2 separate regions of the Homo sapiens genome follow, and region 1 is linked to region 2. The links are chromatin contacts, found by POLR2A ChIA-PET in ENCODE. All regions are on one chromosome and are shown on one strand. The core of a region is the stretch at or near the end of the contact, and the rest is flanking DNA. Distances in the headings are between cores, read along the strand shown.

Region 1 (3,498 bases), core at 750-3,249, 84 kb before region 2:
TTGACCTCTGACCAGAGGAACTTTTCAAACCCCTCTCTGGCAGTGTTGTGCTGATAAAGAGGCTCTCCAAGGGAAAAACAAACAAACAAAACAGCCCTGGTTTGCAGCATTTGCCCATTTCTGTGGTGTAAATACTTCCACCATGGCTAATTTCAAGCTACCTACAGTGTACAACTGACTTAAGATTCCTGACTTTTTAGGAAGTGGCTCTCCGGAGCAGGGACAAGCCTATTTCGGCATTCTACTGCCTATGTCTGAAGCACAAGCAAGGTTATTCTCTACATTCTTTCTTTTTTTTTTTAGAGACAGGGTTTCACTGCAGCCTCAAACTCCTGGATTCAAGCAATCCTCCCACCTCAGGCTTCCAAGTAGCTGGGACTACAGGACCACTACACCTGGCTAGTTTATTTATTTTTTGTAGAGATGGGGTCTCACTGTGTTGCTCAAGCTGGCCTCAAACTCCTGGGCTCGAGGGATCCTCCCACCTCAGCCTCCCAAAGTGCAATTTCTTATTAATAGGCAGCTGTGCCACTTCTAATCTTTTGCCTGCTCTACCAAAGCTGTGAAAAATAACCTTGCTGTCACAGTGAAAAGTGGGTGAAGGGTGCTCCAGGCAGAGGGGAGGATATGAACAGAGGCTTGCCGTGGACACCTGTTGTTTTTGCCTGCCTGCGGCTATTTCCCTTCTTGATTGCCAGTGTTCATGTTTCAGATGGGGCAGATTCCCCCACCAGTGCTGGTGGGAGGGTGTGAGGCACAAGACCCAAGGCTGACTGATCAGTGAAGCCTACCCTACTGATCACAGCGATTGGTTCAGGGATGGTTGTGTCACGCCAGCTGATTCAATGAGCCTTATCCACAGGGCCTTCTTCTTTTTTTTTTTTTTGAGACAGAATAGTCTCGCCCTGCAGCCCAGGCTGGAGTGCAGTGGCGCAGTCTCAGCTCACTGCAACCTCTGCCTCCTGGGTTCAAGCGATTCTCCTGCCTCAGCCTCCCAAGTAGCTGGGACTACAAGTTTGCACCACCACACCCAGCTAATTTTTGTGTTTTTAGTAGAGACAGGGTTTCACCATGTTGGCCAGATGGTCTCAATCTCTTGACCTCGTGATCCGCCCAACTTGGCCTCCCAAAGTGTTGGGATTACAGGCATGAGCCATTGCACCTGGCCCACAGGACCTTTTTCTAGAGCAATAAAGAGGAAATGAGAGTCCTCTTTCCACCTGGATGGCTAATTAGGCTGCAACCTTAGGACCATCCTTCCATCCCTTTGGGAGAGACTGAGAATGAAGATAATGCAGTGGAGACTAGGGGCAGCCAAGGGAGACTAGAGCCATCTATGTCTGAATCCACCTTCTTGGGTCCGTCCTTTCTTTCTTTCTTTTCTTTTCTTTTCTTTCCTTTTCTTTTCTTTCTTTCTTTCTTTCTTTCTTTCTTTCTTTCTTTCTTTCTTTCCTTCCTTCCTTCCTCCTTCCTCCTTCCTCCTTCCTCCTTCCTCCTTCATTCCTTCCTTCCTCCCTCCCTTCCTTCCTCCCTTCCTTCCTTCCTTTCACAGAGTTTCACTCTTGTTGCCCAGGCTGGAGTGCAATGGCGCGATCTCGGCTCACCGCAACCTCCGCCTCCCAGGTTCAAGCAATTCTCCTGCCTCAGTCTCCCGAGTAGCTGGGATTACAGACGCACACCACCATGCCTGGCTAATTTTTGTATTTTTAGTAGAGACGGGGGTTTCACCATGTTAGCCAGGCTGGTCTCGAACCTGACCTCAGGTGATCCGCCCACCTCAGCCTCCCAAAGTGCTGGGATTACAGGCGTGAGCCACCACGCCCGGCCTTCTTGGGACTTTTCGGTTGTATGAGCCTAATACACTCTAAAGGCTTAGTCCAGTTCGAGTTGGGTTTCTGTCACTTGAAACTGAAAGAGTTCTGACTAACCCAGTCCGAGGCCGGAAAGGGCTTGGTGCAACTTGGAGGAAGTGAAAGAAGGCACAGAGACCAAGGGGAAGAGCGGTACCAGAAAACTGGCTACAGGCCAGGTCACGGAGGAACTTGTAGGCCACGATGAGCATTTTGGTTTTTAACTCAGTGAACTGGGCCTGGTCTGAAGCAGGAAAGTCACATGAAAATGGCTTCTTCAGGGACACGGGACATTGAAACATGTGGTTATTAGCTTATCAGAGCCAACAAACATTCTGGCTCCCAGTGTGTCAGGTTGAAATTCTGCTGCGAGGGGCACCAGCTGCTAGGATTTTTGTGTCCAAACACCTGCAGTGATCTTTCTTTGATTATGAGCTATCAGAAAACGGGCAGAATAATACAAAAGTATTTCGGGGATAATAGCTACAGGAAATTACTGATCCATTCCTGTTTTTTTGTTTTTGTTTTTGTTTTTGTTTTAAGAAAGGACAAAACTGTGTGTGTGTGTATTGATTATTGTGTTGATTGGACTATTACACCAAACTGGTAATTGCGATAGAAGAGTGGGCTTTCTTCTTTGTACACTTCTTTTTTTTTTTTTTTTGAGACAAAGTTTTGCTCTGTCACCCAGGCTGAAGTGCAGTGGTGTGATCTTGGCTCGCTGCAAGCTCCACCTCCCAGGTTCAAGCTATTCTCCTGCCTCAGCCTCCTGAGAAGCTGAGATTGTAAGTGTGTGCCACCATGCGTTGCTAATTTTTGTATTTTTATTAGAGACGGGGTTTCGCCATGTTGGTCAGGCTGGTCTTGAACTCCTGACCTCAGGTGATCCACCCGCCTTGGCCTCCCAAAGTGCTGGGATTACAGATGTGAGCCACTGTATCCGGCTGTCTGTTAAATTTTTTAAAACATATATCTTTTTCCCTTTCCATAATGTAGGTCCTATATTATAGAGCAGAGGTTAACAAACTTTCTCTGTAAAGGGTGCCAGAGAGTAAATATTTTAGGCTTTCTGGGCCATGCAGTCTCTGAATGACTCCATTCAGCTGGGGTACTGCAAAAGCAGCTACAGACATTATGTAAATGAATGAGTTTGCTGTGTTCCTGCAAAACTTTGTTTACAAAACAGGTGCCAGGCCAGGCAAGGTGGTTCATGCCCGTAATCCCAGCACTTTGGGAGGCCGAGGCGGGTGGATCATCTGAGGTCAGGAGTTCAAGACCAGCCTAGGCAACATGGTAAAACCCCGTCTCTACTAAAAATATAAAAATTAGCCGGGCATGGTGGGGCGTGCCTGTAGTCCCAGCTACTCGAGAGGCCGAGACAGGAGAATCACTTGAACCTGGGAGGCAGAGGTTGCAGTGAGCCAAGATCACACCACTGCACTCAAGCCTGGGCAACAGAGGGAGACTCCATCTAAAATAAATAAATAAATAAATAAATAAACAAACAAACAAACAAACAAACAAACAAAAACAAAAACAGGTGCCAGACTGGGTTTGGTTTTCTGTGGGCCTTGGTTTGCTGACCAGTGTTATAGAAAAGACAACATATAAGGATATATAAGGTGGCCGGGCATGGTGGCTCACACCT
Region 2 (3,186 bases), core at 606-3,105:
CTCAGTCTCTCAAAGTGCTGCCTGCCTTACTTTCTGATGGGGTCTCACGATGTTGCCCAGGCTGGAGTGCAATGGTGTCCTCAAGGGATCCTCTGGTGTAGCTGGGACTACAGGAGTGTACCACTATGTCTGGCTTAAATGCATTTGTGTTTTTTTATCTCTCTCTCTCTCATATATATATGTTTTGTAGACCCAGGGGTCTCACTGTGTTGCCTAGGCTGGTCTGGAACTCTTGGGCTCAAGTGATCCTCTGGCCTTAGTCTCCTGAAGTGTTGGGATTACAGGCATGAGCCACTGTGTGTGACCTCATTTTTGACTTCTGGTACTTACATTTTATGGGTTTATCATCTGTAACTCCATCGTGAGTTGAGGAGGGTCTGTAGTTCATTTCCTTTTATGACTGAATAATGCTGCATTGGATGGATATGCTACACTTTGTTTATCTATGTATGTGTTGATGGACGTTTGAGTTGTGTCCACTTTCTGGCTAGTAGGGATAATGCTGCGGTGAGTGTTCATGTCTGAGTTTTTGTGCAGACACGACACATCATTTCTCTTGGGTATAGATTTAGGAGTGAAATTGTGGGGTCATAGGGTAACTATTAACCTTTTGAAGAATATACACATTTAAATTTTTTGTGTTGTCTTTATTTATTTTTTTGAGATAGGGGCTTGCTCTGTTCCCCAGACGGGAGTGCAGTGGCATGATCCTCGCTCACTGCAGCCATGAACTTCTGGGCTCAAGCAATCCTCCCATCTCAGCCTCTTGAGTAGCTGGGACTACCTGTACATGCCACCATGCCTGACTAATTCTTTAATTTTTTGTAGCGACAGAGTCTTGCTATGTTGCCCAGGCTGGTCTCCAACTCATGGGCTCAAGTGATCCTCCTGCCTTGGCCTGCCAACGTACTGGGATTATAGGTGTGATCCACCATGCTTGGAGTCACAGACTTTTAAAGGCACTTGTCTCCCCTCTCTGCTGTCTTGACCCCCACATCTTTCCTACTAGCAACTGCTGTATTTCTGTCCTCTTCTTCAAAGCCAAACTTATTTTTTTTTTGAGATTGAGTCTCACTATATTGCCCAGGCTGGAGTGCAGTGGCACAATTTTGGCTCACTACAACCTCTGCCTCCCGGGTTCAAATGATTCTCATGTCTCAGCCTCCTGAGTAGCTGGGATTATAGGCGCACGTCACCATGCTCGGCTAATTTTTGTATTTTTAGTAGAGACGGGGTTTCACCATGTTGGTCAGGCTGGTCTTGAACTCCTGACCTCGTGATCCGCCTGCCTCAGCCTTCCAAAGTGTATTTTTTACACTTTTTGTATTTTTAGTAGAGACGGGGTTTCACCATGTTGGTCAGGCTGGTCTTGAACTCCTGACCTCATGATCTGCCTGCCTCAGCCTTCCAAAGTGCTGGGATTACAGGCGTGAGCCACCGCGTCCAGCAAGCCAAACTTCTTAGAAGCGTCTGTATTCCTGTCTTTGTCCTGCAAGCTCCAATGTGGCTTCCACCCTGACCTTCCACATTCACATCCCCACTGAGCTTCCTGGAGACTCTGTGTTGCCTTTTCCAGGGGAGGTTTTCCATCCTCATCTGCTGCGCTGTCTCTGCAGTACTGGAGATGCTGATTATTCTTGTGGACACTCTCTCTTCCTTTGCCTTCTTTGCCACCGCAGTGCTGATTTTCCTTCTGTTTCCCTGGCACCTTCTCCTCCTCTCTCTGGCCATTAAATGCTGGAGTTGCTGAAAGCTTGGCCCTGTCCTTGTCTCGCCTAGCACGTTCCTTCTCTGGGTGATCTTACCCACATCTGGAGCTTTATGACTCAGACATTTATGTTTCCAACCTAGATTGCTTCTGAGTCATGGTGCAGAGGGTCAGCTGCCTACCTGACCTCCCTGCCTGTTCATGGGCGTCTCAAACTCAAGATGTCCATGAGAGATTTTACATCTTCACCCCCAGAGATATGGACTCATTCCCCATTCTTCTGTTCTTTGCCCTTTTGTGTCATTTTCTTACAATATCGTATCCTAAATGTCACTCCACTTCAACCAGCCTATCACCATTGAACTACAGTGGCCTCGTAGTTGTTCTCACTATCTCTATCTGCCGCACCCTCCCAGTCTTTTGAAAGGAACATCTTCCTGGCTATCCCTTCCTACTTTAAACTCTTAAGTGTTTCCTCCTTGGCTTTTAGATTCATAATTGCAAAACCCTCCTGTGCTGGCCTCTGCCCATCTTGCTAGTCTCTGTTCTCTCTGTGTTCCATTCTCTCCGTGTTCCGTTCTCTCTGTGTTCCACTTCTCTCCGTGTTCCACTTCTCTCTTCTCCAGCCACACTGACTGTGCAGATCCATCAAAGCCTCAGGGCCTTTGCCCATACCTTGAAGGTCCCCTCCTTGCCTTCCTCTCCTTACTCCCCATCAATTTTAAGGCTCAAAATGAGGATGAGTTCTGCCTTTTGTTTTTGCTCATCCTGTTTTACTACCACCTTGCCTGCTGCTGGTGAGCGTATAATAAATATTTTTTTGAATGAACAAATGATTTAGCTCTATCAGATGGGTAGAACTTCTATCCTAGAGACTGAAGTAAAAGCAGCCTTTCGGCGAGAGAGGATGGCTTTGTTTTCAGCATTAATCCAGTGCCTGGAGATTATTACCCAGCTCAAGTGTCTGTTCTCTGCAAAGCGACTGGTGGCCTGTCTTCCTTTTCCCTCTAGGGACATAGTACTCTTTGAAATGGCCCTTTCCCCCTGGTTTCTTTGCTTTCTGACATATTAGTATAACTTCTAATGGGCGCCTTCTAAAACACAAGTCAGATTGTCCCACTCTCCTTTAAATTTGCAGTGGCTCCTTAAGAACACAGCCTTAAGGGCATGGTGTCTCACGCCTGTAATCCCAGCATTTTGGGAGGCTGAGGCAGGAGGATAGCTTAAGCCCAGGAGTTCAAGACCAGCCTGGGCAAAGTGGCAAGACCCACCCGTTCCTACAAAAAAAAAAAAAAAAAAAAGCAAAAAACCCAGGCATGGTGGCTTGTCTCTGCAGACCCAGCTACTTGGGAGGCTGAGGTGGGAGGATATCTTGAGCCCAGAAGGTGGAGCCTGCAGTGAGCTATGATCTTGCCACTGCACTGCAGGGGTCCTGCAGCATCTGTCTTTCCTGGACAGACTGCACGGCCTTGTGAGAG

Evidence for each region. ChIA-PET counts read pairs that join two places held with the same protein, here RNA polymerase II (POLR2A).
Region 1: POLR2A ChIA-PET joins it to region 2 with 10 read pairs in H1. The contact joins two enhancer-like sites. POLR2A ChIA-PET finds 5 or more read pairs at or near these places in 6 of 52 experiments (GM12878, H1, WTC11 and 2 more).

Annotation. Positions count from the first base shown.
Region 1 is chr20:47,414,037-47,417,534 of GRCh38, reverse strand. No RefSeq gene overlaps it. Among named protein-coding and RNA genes, the nearest start is that of LINC01754, 3.6 kb to the right of the region's middle. RefSeq lists enhancers at 981-1,480, 2,798-2,847 and a silencer at 1,707-1,756. Within about 2 kb of position 1,999, at least 24 of the 41 ENCODE cell types and tissues checked have a DNase peak (open chromatin) inside an H3K27ac peak, as active enhancers do.
Region 2 is chr20:47,330,185-47,333,370 of GRCh38, reverse strand. All of the region lies in intron 2 of ZMYND8 (zinc finger MYND-type containing 8), which reads left to right. Among named protein-coding and RNA genes, the nearest start is that of ZMYND8, 25 kb to the left of the region's middle. RefSeq lists an enhancer at 1,627-2,127. Within about 2 kb of position 1,855, at least 9 of the 41 ENCODE cell types and tissues checked have a DNase peak (open chromatin) inside an H3K27ac peak, as active enhancers do.